Linked DNA regions of Homo sapiens: region 2 is linked to region 1. The links are chromatin loops, found by intact Hi-C in ENCODE. Cell type or tissue: Caco-2. All regions are shown on one strand. Links, peaks and the distances in the headings refer to the core of each region. The heading gives the core; the rest is flanking DNA.

Region 1 (12,593 bases), core at 2,605-10,604:
GGTCCCAGAGAGAGCAGTGATGTGCTGTAAGCACACAGCACATAGGTGGTGGAGGTAAGGCTGGAACCTAGGTCTCCTGACTACTCTGCCAAGCCCTTTCCCTCCCTCTTGTGGCCAAGCCCCTGAGTGCTGCAGAGGGCTCTGACTGCCTAGTCGTAGGTCCTCCCCACCCTCGTGGCAGGGCTTCTAGGGGTCAGGGGGAGAGTCCTCAGCCCCTGTTCTCCCACAGAGCCTGAGCCTGGCCCTGGTGAAAACACTGATGACCCCCCTCCTTTTTTATTTTTTTAGAAACAGGATCTTGCCTTGTCACCCAGGCTGGAGAGCAGTGGCAAAATCATGGCTCACAGCAGCCTCAAACTCCTGCCTCAGCCTCCCAAATAGCTGGGACCACAGGTGCATACCACCATGCCTGGCTAATTTTCTTATTTTTTATAGAGACAGGGTCTTGCTATGTTGCCCAGGCTGGTGTTGAACTCCTGACCTCAAGCAATCCTTCTGCCTCAGTCTCCCAAAGTTCTGGGATTACAGACATGAGCCACTGAGCCAGCCTAAAGCCCCCTTTAAAATGCAGACACAGAGCAGGAAGAGTGGCAGAAAGGATGGAAGGAGTGCCAGCAGCCAGGAAGCCATAGCTGGCCACTCACGGAAAGCCAGAGCACAGTACTAGAGACACAGAAGGCTGTGGATGGGAGTGGGCATCTGGGGACTAGGCTCACATCCCCACTCTGCCCTGGCCCTCTTGGGGATCTTAGGTCAGCCATGTCCTTCCCTGAGACCTTACCTTTCAGCAGAATGAAAGACTCAAAACAGGAAGCAATGATCCTATCACTATTCGCTCCCGTTTATCAAGCACTCTCTGTAAGCCAAGCACTGCGCTAAGTGCTGCTGAGTCCTTGTCTTATTAATCTTCGTAACAGACCCAAGAAGAAATTGTCTTCATTTTACAGGTGAGGCTGGGCACGTGGCTCACACCTGTAACCCTAGCACTTTGGAAAGTCAAGGTGGGAGGATCGCTTTAGGCCAGAAGTCCAAGACCAGCCTGGGCAACACAGTGAGACCCTGTCTCTACAAAATAAATAAAAACTAAAATTTTTAAAAATACAGATAAGAAAACAGAGTTTCAATAGCTAAAGTTACTTTTCTTACAAGTGGCTGAGCCCAGGTTAGAACCCAACCTCGGGGCATGCTCCTGGCTTAGGGACAAGGATAAGAGGGGACCAGAGAACAGACAGAGAATTCCAGAGGCCCAGGTTCAGCCAGGAAGCGCAGGTCAAAGTGGGTCCCGAGTGGGGAGGCCCATTAGCCACCAGGCCCCTTGGCCCCTGGAGAGAGGCACAGCGCAGAGGGAAACAGCCCACCTCCCCGCAGGTCTTGCTGAAGACCCTCCATTCCCCTTCTGAATCTCTACCTCCAGCCCCTCCCACAACTGGGTCCCTTTGGCTCCTCCTGTAGGAGTAGCCTCACCCAGGTGGCCTTAATCTGGTGGTCATGGAAATTTCAACAGCCCTGGGCCCGGAGCCCAGCCTGCTCTGCCCTGCTCCCCAGAGCCCCTTTCTAGTTACATGTCCTGGAGCTAGGTCATGGGGCTGGGTCACCTCCCTTCAGCATCTAGAGACCCCGCTAGTCTGTCACCCGAGTGCATCTAATCCTGAGGCTCCCCCTCCTTCCTCTCAGAGTGGCTTTGTCCATCTCCACTCCAGGACCCGACAGGAGGAGCATAGAAAGAGCCCGTGAAGAACCCCGGACTGAGATGGCTGAGGGCTGGGGCCTCGGAGAAGGATTCCCAGGGCATTGGATGGCCACCTGGATTTGGAGATTCACAAAGGAGGGACATTGTTTGATGGGAGAGGAGGCAGATCATAAGGAGTGTGAGCATTGAGGCCAGAGAGGAGGGCCTCACGCCAGCCCACAGCCCTGAAAAGCCCATAGGATGCTGCCTGGATCTTAGAGTTGTGCACAGCAGAAGCCCCCAAGATCTGGTTGCTGAGAGTGGGGAGGTACAGGGCGGAGATCCTGTTGTGGGTTGGGTAGATATCGGAGGGTGAAGGAGTCCAGCATTGGAGCTGTCCTGGTTCGAAGATTCCTTCAGTCTTCTGCAGTCCTCCCGACCACAGCTCAGCAACAGGAGCAGGCTGGTGTTGAGGGGCGGCTGGGGCACCACACTGTGCTGCTGGGGCCCACTCTGCCTGCCCTGCATTTGGCTGTCCAGCTGTGGCTTGTACATCCCCTGGGACTGGAGGCTTATACCTCCAAGGCAGCCCCTACTCCTGTGGCATGGTTCAACCTGTGAGAAAGACCCTTCTTCCTATGAGTCCAGGTGCTTCTCTGTGGCCTGTCCCTAGAGCCTGGCCCCGTTCGAGGTCAGAGACTATATGCATTCCCTCGGACCAGCATAGCCTGACTGAGGTCTGCCCAGCAGGCCCAGCACCCACCCCGCCTCTGCCTCCCCGGTCTCTGCAGGCCAAGGATGCTGCTATTTTTTAGCCATTCCGTGGAGTATGACCTCCTCATCCCCCCGAAACACTGCCTCTCCTCTAGGACCTCAGCTCGGCAGGATCCCTGTCCTCCTGACTGAGTGCTCAGAGCGGATATTCTGCAGTCTAGGGGCCTCTATTACTTGGTTTCCCGTTCCCCACTGATTTGGCAGGAGCCTGGAATTGAAGTCCGTGGAGGATCTGGGTCAGTTTCTTTACATCTAGAGCTTTGCTCAGAGAATAACTCAGTTCTTCAGGCACAAGACACCCCCAATAGCAGTTACCCCCTACACCAATGTGATGAGTTCCCACAGACACCCCAGCCCACCCAGCACAGGCCCCTCACTGACCTCCCAGCCTCCAACAGGTCCCCTGGTTCCTGGCCTTCTCCCGACGGCTGCAAAAGGCTCTTTGGAGTGTCCCTATTCCACACCCCTTCTCACCCCTCAAGAAATCATCTCTGAAGGCAAGGGAATGAGAACTTTATTTGCACACCAAAAAAAAAAAATTGGCCGAATTTATCAAAACAGTGGATTATTTGCAATCATGGGTGCTTGGAAACTGTCTTAGCCTGGATTCCCCCTAAAGCAGAGCCTGAGACAAAGACCCCAAGCAGGGAGCTGTCTTAGGAATTCAATCCCAGAGAGCAGGAGTGAGGGGCAGGGGCGGAACAAAGGAAGAAGCAAAAGCCAGATCAAGGATGCACTGCTGAGTTGGCCACCAGCGCTGAAGGGCCTGTGTCAAGCATCTCAGAACTGTCCCTCAGGGGCCAAAGGGGGAAATATTTACTCATCAGCTTCAATCTCCCATTGGTCAAGGCTGTCCCACAGGCAACAATTCTTCTGGGTGAATGTGGAGTGATTCCCAGGGCAGGAAGATAGAGGTGGAGACTGGGGGAGGGGAGGTGCTGTCAGCTCACGCTTGGGCAGAGCTGGTTGAAACTTGTGCAGAACGGACCCCAGGGTAGTGGCTGTACTAAGAGAGAAGAGGCTGAGAAGATGTGACGTGATGCACATAAGCTGTCCTATGCAGTAGTCAGCTTCATCGCGTGTGACACAGGCAGCTCACAGCTAATGTGACAAGTCAGTGGGAAGGACACCATGGTCAAGAACAGCTGAAGTGGATCAGAAGGTCAAAACTGGAAGGAGGCTGGGCGTGGTGTCTCACGCCTGTAATCCCAGCACTTTGGGAGGCCGAGGCGGGAGGCTCACTTGAGGTCAGGTGTTTGAGACAAGCCCGGGCAACACAGGGAGACCCTATCTCTACAAAAATAAAAATAAAATAAATTAGCCAGGCATGGTGGTGCACACCTGTAGTCTCAGCTACTCAGGAGGCTGAGGTGGGAGGGTCGCTTGAGCCCTGGAGTTTGAGCTGCAGTGACAGTGATCACGCCACTGCACTCCAGCCTGGGTGACAGAGCAAGACTCTGTCTCAAAACAAAAACTGAAGGAGTCCCAGAGCCAATGGACTCACGGGACAGACAGCTAGGGAAACTGAGGTCCAGAGAGGGTTCAGGCAGAGGCAGGCTAGAGAGTCTCCCTTTCAGAGCCAGAGATGGTTCCTGAGGCCATCTGGGTGACTTGCCAGCTTCATGCCTGGCACACACTTAATGATCAAAACTAGGAATGATATCAACAGTGACAATAACAGTAATGGCTCCTGATGTGAGGTTCCGTGTTCTGGCTGCTAAGCCCCTCGGCCTCCAGGGGCACTTTGGGCGTAACTGCACAGCAAGGTCTCCACATGCTTTCATTCTTCTGCTATTAATTTTAGTGCAATGGCAGTCAAGGAGTAAAAGCAGTGCTTTCACCTGGATATGCCAGCTCTGGCACCAGGATGCACTGGAGACTCACATCTAATGGGGGGCCTGGACCTCAGCTCTCTCTCTGAGTTAAGGGCAGTGTGTGGAAGGAGCTTTGTGGTGAGGCTGTTCTAAAGCTACCTTTGGCTTCTTGAATTCCCTTTGTCCTTCAGAAGTGCATTCGATACAGGAGTCCTGGGACTTTCCCAAGCTTACCAGCTTGGGGCCAGCACCTGTTCACCCTGGCAAGAGATCCTGGGCTTAACCTGTGGCAGGAAGGGATTTCCAGGTTCTTTTGGAAACCTCACGGCGGTGAGTTCTCTTCCTAGAGCTCCTTTTGCCCCCTTGCCTCCCAAGTGCAGGCCCCTCTGGGTCAGCACTTCCCTGCAGTCCTGCCTTTCCCACCTGGCTCTCAATCCTTTGACCTCCCCCCAACCCCACCACCAACTTTGTAAATAAAAATCCCTATATTTTCAGCTCTTTCACGGTCCCTTATTCCAACCTTGCTGTCACCACAGCTGGCTCTCTGTAGAGGACAGCGGTTCCTGGCAGCCTCTGGAGGGGACACTGCAGGTGTGCACACCTGGATTGAGACTGACACCCCCAGCAACATAACAGAACCACTCAAGGGGATGCTGGAGCTGGTACATACCAGCTTACCAGAGCAGATTGTACATATTGGTCAGCAACTTCCTGTCCGTGGCGTGAAATAGCCCATGGGGCATGGTGGCAGGTGCCTGTAATCCCAGCTACTCGGGAGGCAGGAGAATCACTTGAACCCAGGAGGCAGAGGTTGCAGTGAGTCAAGATAGCTCCACTGCACTCCAGCCTGGGCCTGGGCAACAGAGTGAGACTCCATTTCAAAAATAAAAGAAATAGCCCATGGGAGCTGTATTTACACTATGGAAATCAGCAAATGCTATAAGCCAGGTTTAGGGTTTTTCTCTGAAGAGCCTGTTGTTAAACACCTACCAGCACACCATGAACCCCTGATTCTCCTCCTTCTGCCCCTTTGAGACTCTCACCATCCAGGCAGACCCCTGGCTATGTTTGAATGTGTCCCCCAAAGTTCGTGTGTTGGAAACTTAATCCCCAAAGTGACAGTGTTAGAGGTGGAACTTTTAAGAGCTGATTAGGCCGTGAGGATGCCACCCTCATGAATGGATTCATGCTGTTATAGTGGGAGTGGGTTCCTTATAAAAGGACAAGTTCAGCCCCTCTTGCACTCTCTCTCTCTCTCTCTGTCTCTGTCTCTCCTCGCCTTCCCCCATCACCCTGTCTCTCCCTCTCCCTTCCTTGCCCTTCTGCCTTCTGCCATGGAATGACACAGTAAGAAGGGCCTTATAAGACACCAGTAACTTGATCTTGGACTTCCCAGCCTTCAGAACTGTGAGAAAAGAAATTTCTTTTCTTTCTAAATTACCCAGTCTTGGCCAGGCACGGTGGCTCAGGCCTGTAATCCCAGCACTTTGGGAAGCCAAGGTGGGCGGATCATCTGAGGTCAGGAGTTCAAGACCAGCCTGGCCAACATGGTGAAACCCCATCTCTACTAAAAATACAAAAATTAGCTGGGTATGATGGCCCACACCTGTAATTCCAGCTACTGGGGAAGCTGAGGCAGGAGAATCGCTTGAACCCGGGAGGCGGAGGTTGCGGTGAGCTGAGATCATACCACTGCACTCCAGCCTAGGAGAGAGAATAATAATAAATAATGATAATAATAAATTACCCAGTCTCAGGTATTCTGTTATAGCAGCACAAAACAGACTAAGACCCCACCTCCTTTTCCTTCGTCATCATGCTCACCTACCAATCTCTTCTATCTCATTCATTGCAGACAGTGGCACTAGCTCACAGCTTCCATACCCAATTCCTGCCACCCTTCAGAGGCTTACAGCCTCCTCCTGGCAGGCCCACCACCCTGGCCTCCTTGGCTCACCCTCCTACACTCTCAAGTGCCTTGGCAGCCATCTTTTTTGGCCTGACTTTGCTGCCTCCTATGTGAATAGGTAAATGCCAACGATGTCCAGAAAGTGATGGCATGATCCCCAACTACAGCAGAATTTCATACACAGCTGGGCTTCACGGTCCCTGTCCCCTCTCCACACATAGGACCTGATTCCCTTCGGTTGCACTTTGGGTCCCCGAGAGGTATGACTCAGTCCCCCAGTGTGGGGTGAGTCTACTCCTGGTTCCTGCCCAGTTTTGAAGGATGTGGGCACAGCGGAGGGACTCAGGCCCTGGATTGGCCCATCCGGTCTCTGGGCCATGCCCACAGCCTGCTCAGAGCAGAGAGTCAGGCTGCATGAGGACTCAAGGGGTCTGAGTTCTGCTCCCTACTCCACCACAGCTTTACCAGGTGCTCTGGATTAACCACGTGCTCTCCCTGTGCCAACTTTTCTATAAAATGGGGATACATAATTCCTACACCTCTTATGTAGGGAGAATCAGAGGAGCTAGGGCTTTTCCGCTGGAAAGTCGATCTTGGTTGAAGATGGCTTAGAGTCCTGGTGAGAAAGAGTCATTGTGAGCTCCTTGAGGGCAGGGATTTCATCTAACTCCTTTGAGTATCCCCAGCCTGGCCCCAAAAAGGTCCAGTTGGTGGATCCTGGCAGAATAGCCAAGTACTGAAGGTGACCACCAACCGCTGGTCAGCAGCTGGTGAAGCGAATTGAAACCCCACCCTGAACAGTTGCTGGGTGCAAAGAACTTAGTCCCCCAGGCCATGCTCGCAGGATGCAGCCCCTCAGTCAGGTATGTGCAGAGGATGGGAGGCCTCAGCTGCTTCTGGGCAGGATGCTCTCTCCCTGGCTTCTTCCTTCTGCTGTAACTCCCTTGGGGATCTCACTTCCAGAATCTACAACTGTGGTCTGGGAACCACACTTTTGAAAACCACTAGGGATTGAGACCATGGTGTTAACAATTTTGTTTTCAAGATGAGGAAGTTGAGGTCTAAGATGCCTTTACGAGGGGTCCCATAATGATTCAAGAGCAGGAATTCACTGCCTCCGGAGTCTGGAGGAGCCCAGGAGGGCAGGTACTTGCTACTCCATCAGCGGCGCCAGCCAAGTGGGCATGCGTAGGCAGTGACTGCCATCCTCTGGCCAGCCGTGGTAAAGCCCCTGGCTAGTGGCTCCACTGTGGTGGTCTGTGTTCCCGACTGGGGACTGTCAAGGACCCTGATTGCAGGGTAGGAAGCCAGTTCCAAGAGGTTCCCTGATTCAGTATCCATGGACCAGCTGAAGAAAGGAGTGATGTGTCCTTGTGGGTTTGGATTTGAATCCAGACTCCCGCCTCTGGCCCCATAATTGTCCTGCCCTCACCCTCTCCATACCCCTTTCTTTCCTGTGAGCTCCTGTTTCCCCGCTTTCCCTCCCTAATACTGTGGAATTATGAACAAAAAAATCAGCTACACCCAATTCAGCATGGGTTTCCATCCTTACTCTGCCTTGCTGGCTGAATGACCCTGCAGAAGCCACTTCGCCTTTCTCAGGGTCAGTTTCCTTCTCTGTGTGAAACAGGGTGACTCCCTCCTCCGTAGCACTAGCGAGAGTTATTTCTCAGGGCGTGGCCCAGTCCATACATCCACCATCACAGCTCTCCCAGTGTTTGAAACCAAAATTAAAATTTGAAGACATTAGTGTCTCCAAAGTGGAATGTGTATACCCCAGACAGTGAGCAAGACCGTCTGGAGTATAGGAAGAAAATATTAGATCTTCTGATATTTATTTTTATCTTGTCCCTCTTCTATTTTTATATTTGTTTTATAATGTACATAAATATTATAGTAGTATAAATACATATATATTTATAAATAATGTACACACAGGAGAATGCATGGTGATAATTTTTTGTTTTTAATTAATTAATTTATTTTTTTCGTGAGAGAGGGTCTTGCTCTGTCACCCAGGCTGGAGTGCAGTGGCACCATCTCAGCTCACTGCAGCCTCTGCCTCCGGGCTTAATAGATCCTCCTACCTTAGCCTGCTGAGTGGCTGGGACCACAGGCATGTGCCACCACACCTAGCTAACCTTTTTTACATTTTTGCAGGGAGGGGTTTCATCATGTTGCCCAGGCTAGTCTCAGACTTATGAGCTCAAGTGATCCACCTGCTTCGGCCTCCCAAAGTGCTGGCATTACAGGCATGAGCCACCGTGCCCAGCCAGTAATAAATTTTTAATAATAGGTACATGTGGTCACTGCTTTAGAAAAGAGGAGGCATAACTTTCTAGAAGTTTCCTTGTGAGGAAATGCTCAGAGTGGCTGATTGCTGGGTGAAGTCTGGAAGTTGCCCTGGCTATAAACTTCAGAGATGTAAATACCCTTAGCCATCTGGCAAGCTAGTGAGGAAAAGAGACCTGGGGGCTTTCAGGGCCTTCCCTAACAGTGGGCTGTATGTTTGAGACGTCCCAGAATGGCAATTGTAAGAGTAATCCTAGCTGGCATTTATTGAGTGTTTTCCTTGTGCCAGGCACTGTTCTAAGCATTTTACATATTTTAACTCTATTAATCCTCATATCAGCCCTAAAAGGAAAGTTCTAGTATTATCCCCATTTTAGTGATATCCCAGTGGGGTTACATAATTTACCAGAGCCTTGGGTGGAGCAGCCAAGATTGAGCCCAGGCATTGTGCTCTAGAGGCCAAGTTGTTTAACCCCTTTGTGCCAAAACTGGAAACAAAAAGCGCCTGGGGCCTATCTGGTGGGGCATGGAGGAGAGAAGGAGGTGCTGCTTGATGAAAGCGGGGAAGCTTGTGGGGCAGAGTGAGGGTGGCATCTGTAGAAGGAGAGGGGCACCACATGAGACACTGTGGCCCGCAGGAGGGGAGGGAAGAGGGGGACTAGGAAGAAGGAGAGTCGGGTGTCAGCTGTGGGGTCCAGAGAGGAAACCTGGGATAAACATCAGAAAGGGCAGGTGGGGTCCCTGACATCAGACTCTGCCAGCTGGGGTTCTGAGGAGAGCCTTGAGAGCTCTACACAGGGCAGATGTGGCCCATGGACCTCCCTCTCCTTCTCCCTGTGCTGAGCAGAGAGCAGGACTTTTGCCTGCACCCCTCTCCAGACCTGCTGATTCATGTCTTTCCCGGGAAGTCAAGTAAGCCTTCCCGGAACTGGGGCGGAGGCAGCTCTTCCTCCCAAGGAGGTAGTGAGCTCCCTGTCCTTGGAGGTATTCAAACAGAGGCTGGATGATCCCATGGTGGGGTTGTATAGAGGGAGAGAGGTATGAGATAGATCTGTGAGGTTCTTCTTCATTCAGAAATGCTTGGACCTGTGACTGAGTGGAGAGGAGAAGTATAGGGGTAAGTCCTGGGACACTGTGGCCTAGTATCATTCTTCCTGCTTGAGCCTCTCTGTGGGTCTGCTCTATGCAGGGCTAGTTGGAAAGGCAGTGAATGACTCAGGGAACAATTATGTCCCTGTGGGGCTGCAGCCTTAGAGGGGGCCTCCCAACCTTGGCCTCTTTATGAATTGTAGAGCTTTTCAGGGCAGCCCTTACATCTTGGAGCTACTTCATCATTAGCCTGGATGTTTACCTATCTTATTCTAAAATCTTTTCATTTCCTCCTGACCTGGAAGACCAGAACTCTAATTACAGATGTTTAAATGTCACATACAATGGCAAGTCTCTCCAGATTTGCTTTACAATGGGCATTCCGTGGATCTGTGAACTTTGATAGGAAAATAATTATATCTTTATTTCCCTTAAACTGTAACTGGAATTTAATATCTTCTTTAATTATAAATGTATGCAATAAATCTAGGAGTATTAGTAGTACCTGTGACTTTGTCACCAATACAAATCACAAATATTTTCGTATCACATTGCAGCTGTTGCAAGTAATTCTAAATATTGTTTATGCTCACTGCTACTTTAAAATTACAGAACAGGCTGGGAGCCATGGCTCATGCCTGTAATCCCAGTACTTTGGGAGGCTGAAGTGGGCAGATCACCTGAGCCCAGGAGTTTGAGACTAGCCTGGGCAACATGGCAAAACCTCTTCTCTACCAAAAAAAAAAAAATTACAAAAATTAGCCGGGCATGGTGGCACATGCCTGTAGTCCCAGCTACTTGGGAGGCTGAAGCGGGAGGATCGCTTAAGCCTGGAAGATTGAGGCTGCAGTGAGCAGTGATTGCGCCACTGCACTCCAGCCTGGGTGACAGAGCGAGACCCTGTCTCAAAAATAAAATAACAGAAGATATTAGACATGCTGCATTAATAAAGCACATATACTACTGTTTCACAAATATTTTGATAACTACTTTGATATAATTGGTTTCCTTTGTAATCCTATGTGGCTTGTTCTTATGTACTTGAAAACATTATTCTGCCCCACCTGGCTGTTCTGTGATCTCATGACCTTTGAGTGGGAACTCAGACTCAGGAGGGCTGCTGCCAGCACTGGCCCAAATGACTTCGGTGGTTTTTACAGCACGCTGGAGAGAATCTGAGAGGATTCCCTGGCAGGAATTTGAGGATTATCTGGGTGATGCATCAGTGATTACAATTTTGTTTTTACCAGTTTTGCTAAGCAGCAGCAATAGCAGAGGTGATTAAGAAAAATGAAAGAAAAAAATGCAAAAAGAGAACAGGCAGAGACGGTGGTAGCTGCTTTCTTGATGTTGATACTGAGGGCCAAGCTTTCCACCACCCCCTTGTAGTTGCAGAAAGCCTCAGATGTAATGGTAGTGTTACGGGATCTTTGGACGGGTGTGGGAGGTATTGATTTTCTTCCTGGGAGCGCCTTTGCCTGAGTTCTTGTCCTGTGTCCAGGAATAATGAGGTACTCGAAGAACTTACTGAGTGTTAAGCAGCTCAGAGAAGACCCGCAGTGGGTAGCTCCTCTGAGCAAGTCATCCCATGGAGTGTTCAGCTCTCAGCAGACAGGAGGCCTGGAGAGGGTAGCTCCCCCTCTGCCCACTGGTTATCCTGCCACCTGCTGCTCTCAGCAGAAAGAAGACCCAACCCTGGAGAGGGGAGCTGCTCTCAGCAAAAAGAAGACCTCACCCTGTAGAGGGGGGCTGCTCTCAGCAGAGAGAAGACCCAACCCTGGAGAGGGGGACTGCTCTAGGGGATCCTGGCGGGGGGTGCTCCTGGAGAAGGAGGCTGTTCTGGGGGATCCTCTCCTCAGGTCATTTGGAAGTCTCTACAGGAGGAGGGGGGCCTCCTCTCCGCAGGTCCTTTGAAAGGCTCTGCAGGTCTCTGCAGCTCTGGCAGAGAGGGTAGCTCCTTTCTACAGCTACTCTTCCCGCTGTCTCTCCATCCTCTCCTGCAGTTTGGCTGAGCCCAGGGCTTTTATGGACCTCAGAAGGGAGGAAGTGTGTGCTGACTGGCCCATGGGCGGCCATGGGTGAGCCTGGAGGAGGCACCACAAGCTCCCACTCAGGTCTGTGGGACTGGCAGCCTGGTCCCCAGTCTTCAGTCCCTCCCTGACCTGAAGGTGGGGCCTTACTGGAGACCTACCCCCTTCTGCCCAGGAATCGATCTGCCTCCTACTGTCATTCATGGCCCCTGGGGCTTGGCCCCAAGCCCTGCTCCATGATCAGAGCAGGGGCGGCAGCAGAGAGAGGCCAGGCAGCAGGAACAGACACCCCCTAGCGACGGGGTGCGGTGGGGTCCTTTCTGGGGTCCACGAGGGTGCAGGCTGCAGAGACCCTCTGGGTCCTGCACCTAGGAGGGCAGATCTTGCCTGCTCCCAGCCCCCTCCAAGAGCACCGGGAGGCTCGGATCCACAGCCGCTGTTTGGGCAGTTGTAGCCCCGCCCAGGAGGGTGGCGACCCTGCCTGCTCCGTAAAGCAGGAGGCCTGGATCTGCAACTGCTGTTTGGGCGGCTGCAGCAGCACCTGGGGAGCTCTCCCCAACTCAGAAGGGGGAGGCATCCACCAGCATGCAGCCCCAGCTGTGCCTCCCTGCCGCAGCCCGGTGATGGCAGCAGCTACTGCAACAATAGTGTAAACAGTGGCCGGGCGCGGTGGCTCACGCCTGTAATCCCAGCACTTCGGGAGGCCAAGGCAGGTGGATCACGAGGTCAGGAGATCGAGACCATCCTGGCTAACACAGTGAAACCCCGTCTCTACTAAAAAAAACACAAAAGAAAATTAGCCGGGCGTGGTCGCGGGGGCCTGCAGTCCCAGCTACTCAGGAGGCTGAGGCAGGAGAATGGCGTGAACCCAGGAGGCGGAGCTTGCAGTGTGCCGGGATCGCGTCACTGCACTCCAGCCTGGGCGACAGAGCGAGACTCTGTCTCAAAAAAAAAAAAAAAAAAAGGGTAAACATTTTGAACTGTATGCATTATTATATCAAGGAGTAGCATATCTT
Region 2 (12,593 bases), core at 2,742-10,741, 170 kb before region 1:
GTGACAGAGTGGGGTGCCATCTCCCAAAAAACACCAAAAAATAAATAATAAAAAATAATAAATATTGCATAATTTAGCTAATTATTCTCTTTACAGCTTATTTGCCTCTCCCCAGGAGAATTTTGTGTTTTGTTCAATGATGTATTCTGAACACCTAATCAATTCTTTCTTTTCCCCCCTCAACTGTTATTTTAACTTCTGGGGTACATATGCGGGATGTGCAGGTTTGTTACATAGGTAAATGTGTGCCATGGTGGTTTGCTGCACAGATCATCCAATCAACACTAATGAATTCTGATCCTCTAAGACATTTTCTTTCTTTTTTTTTTTTTTTTGAGACAGAGTTGCACTCTTGTTGCCCAGGCTGGAGTGCAGTGGCGCGATCTCGGATCACCGCAACCTCCGCCTCCCAGGTTCAAGTGATTCTCCTGCCTCAGCCTCCTGAGTAGCTGGGATTACAGGCATGCGCCACCAAGCCTGGCTAATTGTTTTGTATTTTTAGTAGAGATGCGGTTTCTCCATGTTGGTCAGGCTGGTCTTGAGCTCCGGACCTCACGTGATCAACCTGCTTCAGCCTCCCAAAGTGTCGGGATTACAGGCGTGAGCCACTGTGCCCAGCCGCCATTTTCTTTTTAACTACAGATTCCAGATACAAACTTACTATTACACATTAAAAACTGTATTCAAAATAATGTAATTTTAATTTTTATTCTATTCAGAAGATATATGAAATAAAAGAACACTGCAAATTGATTAAACTATTTAAGAAACACATAAGACTCTTACTTCTATTTTATCTTTTAATGCTTTAAACATGGATAGTATAACATGTTCTTCCTCTACTCGATGAACTTCTTCTCGACTAGGCCAAATATCATGCAGGTAAATGTTCTTGCCGGTGGGGTCAGTACCTGGTTAAAATTTTTGAACATGATACTCAGTAAAAAAATAACTCTGAAAATGTTCATACCTTTTCAAAGACATATCATGGAAATCAAGTAAATGATTCAACAGGGTGCTTCAGGCTTAAGCGGCTGGAAGAACTAATTACCTGTACATTTTATTTTCTTCACATAAACACAGAAATTAATAACTATACATTATCATACGTCTTCCTGAAATAATTCAAAGAATAGATGGTCTAAGAAACATTTCAAAAATATAACGACTTCCATTGGGAAAAGTATGTGTAGGTATACATATACATAAAGGAAAAGATACCTAAAGGTTCTGTCTGGAAATCTATATTCACTGTGCCTGCTATGGCATAAGCTACCACTAAGGGTGGAGAGGCAAGATAATTGGCACGAACACAATCACAAAGACGACCTTCAAAATTTTTGTTTCCAGATAAAATTCCACAGGTAACCAAATCACCCTGAAAAAAACACAAACACACAAACAAATAAATTCAATTCTAGAGATGGTACAAATCTGGATAATCATATATAAGCAATCTTAAAGTCTGAGGGCGAGATTAACCAAAAAACATATTACTAATTTTTAAATATAGAACTATGCATCTTGCAAATAAACTAAATCAATTCCTTGTATTATGAAGGAATTATTTCAAGGATCTACAAATGATTCATTGAATCATTTAAAGATTCACAGGTTACTATTGCCAAGAGGTGCAGAGTTTACAGAAATATAAACACATCAATATATATTTTCTATAATTTAGTAACAAAACATAGTTAAGAAAATCATTTAGATGTCTTGCCAATCCACACATTTTACCTGTTTTACTGCATTTAAAACTGCGTCTGATAAGGGTGCTGTATTTCCCACACAAATTGAACATCCATAGCCAACGATTTCAAATCTGCATTTCAAAAAAAAAGTGACTGAATAGCACATCACAACATTTATAGAGAAAGGACAAGTCTTATCTTGTATTTCTATCACTGTAATAAGATTACTTAAAAGACTATTCATGACACATGGATTAACCTTCATCAATATATTCACCTCAGAAGATTCTGAGCAATCAAGTCTAACTCTCAGGCATGCTATTTGAACCAGCTCACTGCAGCCTTAACCTCCTGGGCTCAAGCAATCCTGCTCCTTGGCCTCCTAAGTAGCTGGGGCCACAGGCGCTCGCCACCAGGCCCAGCTAATTTTTTTATTTTTTGTAAAATAAAAAATAAAAATGCTCAGGCTGGTCTCAAAGGTGAATGCAAACCTTTGAAGAGCCTTAATAGCACTTATCACTGTACAAGAGAATTCCCCCAAATACTACTTGCTAGGAATATAACATGACCTTTTAAAATAATTGATACTGTACTTCCATCCAAGAGTTTAAAATGTAAAGAGGACCTGGCTATAATAACCTGACCAAAGGTCCCAAAAGAGGCATTGATTGTAATTGGGCACTCTGATAGGAGTAATCTCTCAATTATCAACCAGTTAAACCCAAGAAGAGTCTCTGACAATAAATCCAAGATAATATAACCAAAAGATTACAGGCACAGTCCTCTAAATTACTTTCAGATGCTATTCTAAAAGCAAAAAAGTCTAAAATTTATCAGTTTTGCAATGGAATTGATGACTCATATGTTCCAAAATACACACCGAAAATATAACTAGGCTGGGTGTGGTGGCTCAGGCCTGTAATCCCAACACTTTCGGGGGCCAAGACGAGCCGATCACTTAAGGGAACAAGTTTGAGACGAGCCTGGCCAACACAGTGAAACTCTGTCTCTGCTAAAAACATAAAAATTAGCTGGGTGTGGTGGTGCACACCTGCGGTCCCAGCCACTCAGGAGGCTGAGGTAGGAAGACTGATTGAGCCTAGGAGGTCGAGGCTGCAATGAGCTGTGATTGCACCACTGCACTCCAGTGTGGGCAATAGAGCAAGACACTGTCTCAAAACCAAAAAATCCCCACACAACTAGCATCAATTGTTTTGGATTACATAAAAAACATAGGTTACTTTTTTTTTTTTCTTTTTGAGATGGAGTCTCGCTCTGTCGCCCAGGCTGGAGTGCAGCGGCACGATCTGGGTTCACTGCAACCTCCGCTTCCCAGGTTAAAGCAATTCTTCTGCCTCAGCCTCCTGAGTAGCTGGGACTATGGGTGTGCGTCACCACGCCTGGCTAATTTTGGTATTTTTTGTGGAGACGGGGTTTCACCATATTGGCCAGGCTGGTCTCAAACTCCTGGCCTCATGATTTGCCTGCCTCGGCCTCCCCAAGTGCTGGGATTACAGGCGTGAGCCACCGCGCCCAGCCCAAAAAACATAAGTTACTTTCTCCAAAGTTCAGGGACAATTTAAACTTATGTATTATAGACCCAATAACCTCATAAAACTAAAATTAAGACAATTTTCAGTTAATAAATGCAAACTATAAGATTTCTTTCTTTTTTGAACTGACCTACACAACTCACAGAAATTGTGCATACTTGGTATCGTTTCTTACACTGTAACTGTTATTTGGTTGTACTTGTTTGTCTTGTCTTCCCAACTAAGTATCTTGAAGCTAAGACCACATCTCCTACTTCTGTGTATCCAACCTGGTGCTTTGCTCATTTGATATGCCCAATAAGTGTTTCCTGAGTGATAAGGCATCAAAAATTGTATGGTAATGGCAAGGTAGCAAGTAAAACTAAAGCATATTTTTTCTATCTTCTCTTTGTATATGAAAGGCACAAACAAGCAGCTTCAGTACCTACTGAACACCAATATCAATATGAAGTGCGATAGCTGTTACTTACCCAAGCTTACTTAGATATGGTAATACTCCACTTGAACTGAGGTAATGTGTAACCATCCCACTGCCTGGAGATAAACTTGTTCTTATATAAGGTTTAACACGCAGACCAGCTTCAACAGCCTTTTTAGCCAAAAGACCTGCACAGCCAACAAACAATGATTTATTATGGCAATGTTTCTTTCCCTCTCTCACCCATATTAAAGTAAAAAGTGAGAAGTAATTTATTTAACAGATTAAAGTATGAATTCATAAACTTACTGTCATTATTTTGTCCACTTTATTCTACTGATTTGCTTCATTTACAACAAATTTAAAATTACAGCCTTTATGTTGAAAATTATTAAGATACAGGCTGACATCATTCACACAGAGTAAACAAAAGGTGCACATATATAAGTACATGTTAACAAAACCATTTTTTCTCTTTCTTCTTTTTTCTAAAGCAAACCATTTTAAAGTCATAATTACAATAAGAGCAATGTAACACATTATACATGGTTTTATACAACTAAGGAATTGTTCCAATGGGCATACAAATTAATTTCATTTACAATCCTTGCCAAGACAATGATCTTTTACTACTTTTATAACTTTTAATGAAATCTACCACACTGTTATGGTTAACTTCTAGATAATCAAGAAATACCTGCTAATTAACTATAGTTCTAAATTAACAAGAGAAGCAGATACAACCTAAAATTAATTGACAGGTAAGTTATAGTAAACAGTAAATTTACCTTCGGTGTAATAAAAACAACATAAATCAAACTCAGGCTCCTTAAGACCTAACTAAAATACTAGAAAGTCTCTCAATATCAAATGTAGACACTCATGCATCATCTAAGAAACAAAGTTACAATAACAGAAAAGCCAACAATAATTAAGGAAAAAGAAAAAGTATGGCCATAAACCACAACCCACCTGCAGCAAGCATGACAGATGGATTGCAATTATTGGTACAACTGATAACTGCAGCAATGACCACTGATCCATGAGACAGCTTATATTCACTTCCTTCATAATGAATGGAGACAATATCCTTTTGTTTTTCAGCTGCAATTTGGAAGCCTTTAAATCCAACCTATACAAATTTCCACAAAAATATAAACTAAATATTCTGGGTATGTACAGAATAAAAGACTGGCAGAAAACATAGCAGATACCGGACATTTGATGATTTAACATTAAAAATCCTTTTTGTGAGTGATGCTAAAGGCCCATAACATTCAGTAGTTGTAATTCAGCTGAAGCATAAATCTGCATGGGCACGACAGGAGTCTGGTGATGTTCACAAGCAAAACTTTTATCTACTAAGCGAGTCCAGCCTACCACCCAGAATCCAGATCTCATTTGGCTTTGTTGTTCTTAATCATCCCTGTTTATAGTAATTCTCAAGAGATGGCAGAAATTTTTTTCTGTTAAAATGACCCCGAAGATTTCCTCCAAAGGGATCCTATGTGTGTGAGTGTAGCATAGCTGAAACAAGATTGGCTATGAGTTGCTAATTATTGAAGCTAATTGACAGGTACATGGCAATTCAGTGGACTATTTTGTTTTTGTACAAGTTTAACACTTTCTGAACAAAAAGTCAAGAAATCATAAAAAGAAAGGCTCTGAAAGGAAAGCCAAGTACTAGAGATCTCAGAATAGAGAAAGTGACAAGACTAAAACTGTGATTCTCAGACAGAAAATACAAACCCTCAAAAGCCAGAGACCACTTGCTACTCGGTCACATTTACCAAATTTTATGACTGTAGGCCAGGTGCGGTGGCTCATGGCTATAATCCCAGCACTGTTGGGAGGCTGAGGTGGGCAGATCACTTGAGGTCAGGAGTTGAAGACCAGTCTGGCCAACATGGTGAAACCCTGTCTCTACTAAAAATACAAAAATTACCCAGGAATGATGGTAGACTCCTGTAATTCCAACTACTTTGGGGGCTGAGGCAGGAGAATCGCTTGAGCCCGGGAGGGGGGAGGTTGCAGTGAGCCGAGATTGTGCCACTGCACTCCAGCTTGGGCAACAAAGTGAGACTCTGTCTCAAAAAAAAAAAAAAAAGTTTCTGTGATGATGTAACTATTCAATTATCTATGCTGTTCATCAATACAAGACCCATATGTATTCAGCATTTAAAAATGAGACTACTGTGACTAAGAAACTCAATTTTAAATTGTATATAATTTTAATTTAAATAGACACAATCAATCTCTGATCCTCACAATGGAACTGGGAACAAGCTTACCTAATGACTGACTTGCACATTAGACAGAAGGAAAATAAGGGGGCTGCTGGTGTGTGCCATAATATATAAAACATAGCAGTGAATTGAGTTTATGGGTCACCTTGTTGGTTCTTTACTACTTAGCACAAAGCGGGTTGAAAAACACGGATAAGAATAAAGTAACCTACCTTTTCATTTAAGCAAGCCTGGAAATCGCTTTTCATATCTGTCACAGCAACTCTATCCTGAGGTCTTTTTGGACCACTAACAGATGGAACTATTGAATTCAGATTAATCTGGATCACCTAAGAAATGAGAAAGAGAAAGAACAAGGAATTAGAATTAATTCCTTACGACAGATTCCAATTGAAGCATTACTTTCTAAAGCAGAGTAAGTATATTCGTATTTATTTTAATGCAATTTATTTTAATAGTATAATACACCCTCAACCCCAAGAAATAAAGATTTTAAAACAAGCACATTTAAATGTACGAAACATGAAAATTTGCTAAAATCAAGACTAGTAGATCAGTATGCAATTAAACTACCACAACACCAATTGTACTGCATATACAAAATCTGGGGCCGGGCGCGGTGGCTCACACCTGTAATCCCAGCACTCTGGGAGGCCGAGGTGGGCAGGTCACGAGGTCAGGAGATCAAGACCATCATGGCTAACACAGTGAAACCTCGTCTCTACTAAAAAATTAGCCGGGCGTGGTGGTGGGCGCCTGTAGTCCCAGCTACTCGGGAGGCTGAGGCAGGGGAATGGCGTGAACCCAGGAGGCGGAGCTTGCAGTGAGCCAAGATCGCGCCACTGCACTCCAGCCTGGGTAACACAGCGAGACTCCGTCTCAAAAAAAAAAAAAACCTGGTTTCCCAAGTGTTTTTTCCCACAAAGATAAACACTGTCTTAACAGATGTCCAATGATAAAATAGATGCCTATGCCAGCTATCAACTTATTGCCTCTGAGCTCCAAATCTACCCTCCTGCCCGCTCTGTGATCACAGAGGTAAACGGTTAGTAAACATTTCTCCTTTGTCAGCACACATGATGTGAAGAATGTGAAGACTGGTCACTAGAGGGTGCTGAAGGGACACAGCAGAGAAAGCGTTCTTTTTCCTGTTCCAGAGGGTTTCACTGGCCAGCCTGCTGCAACTCAGGGTTCTATTCCTTGGTTAAGAAACGTATTTTTTGTTAAAAATCCCACTTCCAACTAGATTCCTATTTATTTCTTCTGGCATTTCTATCGTTTCCTTCATGCATTTTATGTGAATATAACCATCTTGAAACTTTTCATCATGGCTTTCAACATTATTTTATATCCCTGTTTATTCTGACTGATCCAACTACTTACACTGTATTTATTTATTATTATTATTATTTTTATTGTGAAAGGGTCTCACTCTGTTGCCCAGGCTGGAGCGCAGTGGCACAGTCAGGACTAAATGCAGCCTCAACCTCCTGGGCTCAAGTGATCCTCCCGCCTTAGCCCCACAAGTAGCTGGGACTACAGGCATGCGCCACCACGCCTGGCTAAGTGAATTTTAGCAGAGGTGAGGTCTCACTATGTTGCCCAGGCTGGTCCTGAGCTCAAGCAATCCTCCCGCCTCAGCCTCCCAAAGTGCTGGGATTACACGCAAGAATAACCACACCTGGCTTACTTATACTTTCATTTAATGGATTCAGGCGATCCTAGTCTTTGCCCATAAATATCCATTTAAGAAGTTTCTCTTGAAATCAACATCCTAATGATTTTAGTTTTATTTCTTTACATGGTCAGGTTTGTTTTTTGTTTTTTTCTTAAGAGACAGGGTCTTGGGCCGGGCGCGGCGGCTCATGTCTGTATCCCAGCAATTTGAGAGGCTGAGGCGGGTGGATCACTTGAGGTCAAGAGTTTGAGACCATCCTGGCCAACACGGTGAAACCCCATCTCTACTAAAAATACAAAAAATAGGCCGGGCGCGGTGGCTCAGGCCTGTAATCCCTGCACTTTGGGAGGCCGAGGCAGGCGGATCATGAGGTCAGGAGATCGAGACCATCCTGGCTAACACGGTGAAACCCCGTCTCTATTAAAAATACAAAAAAAAAAAAAAAATTAGCGAGGTGTGGTGGCGGGCACCTGTAGTCTCAGCTACCTGGGAGGCTGAGGCAGGAGAATGGCATGAACCTGGGAGGCAGAGCTTGGAGTGAGCCAAGATCGTGTCACTGCACTCCAGCCTGGTGACAGAGCGAGATTCTCTCAAAAAAAAAAGCCGGGCATGGTGGCGCATGTCTGTAATCCTAGCTACTCAGGAGGCTGAGGCAGGAGAATCACTTCAACCCAGGAAATGGAGGTTGCAGTGAGCCGTGATCACGCCACTGCACTCCAGCATGGGTGGGTCTTGCTATCGCTCAAGGCTGGAGTGCATTGACTCGATCATAGCTCACTGCAGCTTCAAACTCAGGGGCTCGGGCCATCCATCCCCTTTCTCTAGGGACAGGGCCTTGCTTATGATGCTAGTCCTGAACTTCTGGCCTTAAGTAATCCTCTTGCCTTGGCCTCCCAAAGGGTTGTAATTACAGGCATAAGCCACCACACCTGGTCTGCTGGGAAATTTTTTTTTTTTTTTGAGACAGAGTCTCGCTCTGTTGCCCAGGCTGGAATACAGTGGTGCCATCTCAGCTCATTGCAACCTCTGTCTCCCAGGTTCAAGCAATTCTCCTGCCTCAGCCTCCTGAGTAGCTGGGACTACAGGCGCATGCCACCATGCCCAGCTAATTTTTTGTATTTTTAGTAGAAATGGGGTTTCACCGTGTTACCCAGGATGGTCTGGACCTCCTGACCTCATGATTTGCCTGTTTCGGCCTCCCAAAGTGCGGGCCTCCCAAAGTGCTAGGATTACAGGCGTGAGCCACCACGCCCGGCCAGACATTTTTTTTTTTTTTTTTTTTAAGACAGTCTCATTCTGTTGCCCAGGCTGAAATGTAGTGGTGTCATCTCAGCTCACTGCAACCTCCGCCTTCTGGGTTCAAGCGATTCTCATGCCTCAGCCTCCTGAGTAGCTGGGATTACAGGCCCCCACCACCACACCTGGCTAATTTATTTTTTTGTATTTTTAGTAGAGATGGGGTTTCACCATGTTGGCTAGGCTGGTCGTGAACTCCTGACCTCAGGAGGTGATCTGCCTGCCTCAGCCTCCCAAAGTGCTGGGATTACAGGCGTGAGCCACCGCACCTGGCCAAGGGTTTTTAACAGGCATATTTATTTCATTTTATTCTACCACCAAAGTTTTCCCATTGTTCTTATTCTTTCCATTTATGGATTTTAAAAAATGTGAACAAGGAAAAAAAATGGACAAAGCACTAGATCTAATAGAGGTGAAAATGATTGGAAAATGATCAGAAGTAAAAAGATTTGCCCAAAGTAGCACACAAATTCAATTTCTATGGGTCCTATATGGATTCATTTATTCACCTAACACGTTTACTGAATATCTACTATGTGCCAGCAATTGTTCTAGGAGCTGGGGATACAATACCAAACCAAAGTTCCTGTCCTCATGGAGTTTAATGAACAGTTAACCAAAACTGTAAAACCATGTTGTTAGAAATCCTTGACACACTCCTAGAAAATGAATTTTATTAAAATTAAGGCTTCCCTGGAAGTGAATTCTGCCTATTTTGATATAAATTTCCAACAGATTTTTTTTTTTTTTTTTAGACACTGTCTCATTCTGTTGCCCAGGCTAGAGTGCAGTGGCATGACCACAGCTCACTGCAGCCTTGACCTCCTGGGCTCAAGCCATCGTCCCTACTCAGCCTCCTGAGGATGTGGAACCACGGGAGCATGCCACTACTCCTGGATAATTTCAGTATTTACTTAGATTGTAAAATATCTTTAAAACTAACAAGTAAGACTGCATAATAGTGTATACCTTTAATAGCGGAATTTTGCAAAATACACAAGTAAACCAGATGCAGATAACATCGAAACTGATTATTCTGAAGGGAGATATTACTCTTATCATAAAGTAGAAATAAATTAGAGCAAGAATTAAGAGTCACTACTATTATTTTAAACACTAAAAAATTAGACTTCATAGGCTGGGCTTGGTGGTTCACACCTGTAATCCCAGCAATTTGAGAGGCCAAGGCAGGAGGAATTGCTTGAGGCCAGGAGTTTAAGACCACCCTAAGCAACACGGCAAAATCCTCTCTCTACCAAAAAAAAAAAAAAAATCCAAAAACCACAACTAGACTTCATAAGATATTACAAAATTCACTATAATAAAACTCTATGTAAAATTAATGAATAAAACAAAAGCACTGGGCTACAATAACATTACTTAAATAATAATAATAATGATAGCTACCCCCTCAGCCAGGTCCAGTGGCTCATGCCTGTAATCCCAGCACTCTGGGAGGCCAAGACTAGAGAATCCCCTGAAACCAGAAGTATGAGACCAGCCTGGGCAGTAAAATAAAATGAGACCCTGCCCAGGGTCCAAAAAATAATAATATTAAAAAAATAGTAATATTAAAACAAAACAGGGGTTAAGCATGGTGGTGGCTCATGTCTGTAATCCCAGCAAGGTGGGAGCTTGAGCACAGAGGTTGAGGCTACAGTGAACCATGATTGTGCCACTGCACTCTAGTCTGGTGAAAGAGCCGGACTGGGTCTCAAAAAGCAAAACAAAAAGATTAGCTACCCCTTATTGAGCATTTACTATGTGCCTGGAACTATTCTATGAATTTGTTTTTAATATCTAAGAATCCTTAGAGGTAGATATTGTCATATCTAACAGATGAGAAAACTGAGGCAGAAAGGCTAAATAAATTGCCCAAGGTTATACAGCTAACACGTCTTAGAGCTGGGATTCAAACCCAGGTGGTCAGGTACTCTAGAATTTATTATTATTATTTTTTTCCTTTTTGACACAAGTCTCACTCTGTTACCTAGTCTAGAGTGCAGTGGCACAATCTCAGCTCACTGCAACTTTCTTTCGCCCCACAGGCTCAAGTGATCCTCCCACCTCAGCCTCCCAGGTACTTGGGACCACAGGCGCAAGCCATGCCCAGCTAATGTTTGTAGTTTTTTTGCAGTGACAGGGTTTTACCATATTGCCCAGGCTGGTCTCAAACTCTTGAACTCAAACAATCAACCCACCCCAACCTTTCAAAGCGCTGGGATTACACCACAATTTACACTCTTTGCTACGAGGTGGGTTATTCTGCATATACCTGGGAGTATTCAGGTTCTCCTGAAGAATTCTGGTCATTTCGAAACAATTTCACAGCTTTAAGGTATGTTTCCATTGATTCGAGTTTGGCTTTGCTAAAACCTAAAACGAAGATGAACAAAACAACAAAATGCAGTGAGAAATTTATTTAGTTATTATTTTTTTCAGACAGGGTTTCACTTTGTTGCCCAGGCTGGAGCGCAGTGCTGCAATCACAGCTCACTGCAACCTTGACCTCCCGAGCTCAAGCAATCCTCCCATGTCAGCCTCCCAAGTAGCACCCCACCGTGCCTGGTTAATTTTTTTTTTTTTTTTTTACAAATGTTTTGTACAGATGGGGTGGCGGGAGGGTCTTGTTTTTTTTGAATAGGTTGGTTTCGAACTCTCAGCCTCAAGAGATCCTCCTGCCTTGGCCTCCCAAAGGGCTGGAATTATGGGTATGAGCCACCACACCCCGCCAATAAATTTATTATTTTTAGAAACAGGGTCTCACTGTGTCACCTAGGCTGGAGTACAGTGGTGCCATCATAGCCCACTGCAGTTTTGAACTCCTGGGTTCAAGTGATTCTCCCGCCTTAGCCTCTCAAGTTGCTAGGACTATAAGTCTGTACTGCCACACCTGGCTAATTTTTAATTTTCTTGTACAGATGGGGGTCTTGCTATGTTGCCCAAGCTAGTCTTAAACTCCTGGACTCATGTGATCCTCCCGCCTCAGCCTCCCGAAGTGCTAGGATCATAGCTGTAAGCCACTGAGCCTGGCCTCAGTAAGGAATTTTGAAATCTTTGGGGGTAAGGATACTGAATTCCAGTGATGAACAAGAAACAAATACTATTTACATATTCATTTACATTTCTCTTTCTCCTAACCCTTGAGAATCTACCACGTGAGCAAGCCCAGACTACACGGAGAAACCACATGAGGGTGTTTTGCCTGATAGACTTACCTAAGTCCTCAGCTGACAGCTCATAATTTGCTGTTAGACATGCAAGCACAACAAGCCTTCAGGATTGCAGGCCCTTCCTTTCAAATCTTGCAGTTGAGGCTCAAGACATGAAACAGAGATGAGCTGTCCCCACTGTGCCCTGTCTGAATTACCGACCCCACTGAAACCATGAGCTAGTAATTACTGCTTGTGCAAGCCACTAAATTTTAGGATAATTTGTTACACAGGATCACTAAAACCTTAACTCAAGATTAATATGCAAGGAACGAGGCACTTCTAACCATTTCTACTTTGAATGTTCTACTAACTCAAATGCAGAAGTTTTGCACTTGGGGGGATCATTCCCTCCAGGATTCTATATAACCATTCATCAATTTTGCTGTCTGATTAACTAACATAATAATCTGCCTGCACACTGAAGAATACTAGAATATATCCTCCAAATAAATATCTATACTTAGAAATGAGTAACTCAGCAATGATTACCTCA

Evidence for each region. A loop is a pair of places that touch in the nucleus more often than their neighbours do. Peaks named below come from ENCODE experiments on the same cell type or tissue, not always from the same donor. Only the 100,000 strongest peaks of a DNase experiment are listed, where the experiment ranks them.
Region 2: a loop joins it to region 1, with 15 times the contacts of the local background. A loop is called at or near these places in 48 of 110 quality-filtered maps.

The regions. Positions count from the first base shown.
Region 1 is chr15:78,303,374-78,315,966 of GRCh38, reverse strand. No RefSeq gene overlaps it. Among named protein-coding and RNA genes, the nearest start is that of SKIC8, 10 kb to the right of the region's middle. RefSeq lists an enhancer at 170-219. In Caco-2, for the core only: a CTCF peak has its summit at 7,375 (motif pointing left); a DNase peak (open chromatin) is centred at 7,356.
Region 2 is chr15:78,476,965-78,489,557 of GRCh38, reverse strand. IREB2 (iron responsive element binding protein 2) reads right to left here. Exons shown (of 22, transcript NM_004136.4): 10 at 11,161-11,261; 11 at 6,124-6,240; 12 at 4,638-4,797; 13 at 3,718-3,853; 14 at 1,741-1,825; 15 at 1,222-1,378; 16 at 787-911. Among named protein-coding and RNA genes, the nearest start is that of HYKK, 24 kb to the left of the region's middle. In Caco-2, for the core only: a CTCF peak has its summit at 6,979 (motif pointing right); a DNase peak (open chromatin) is centred at 7,027.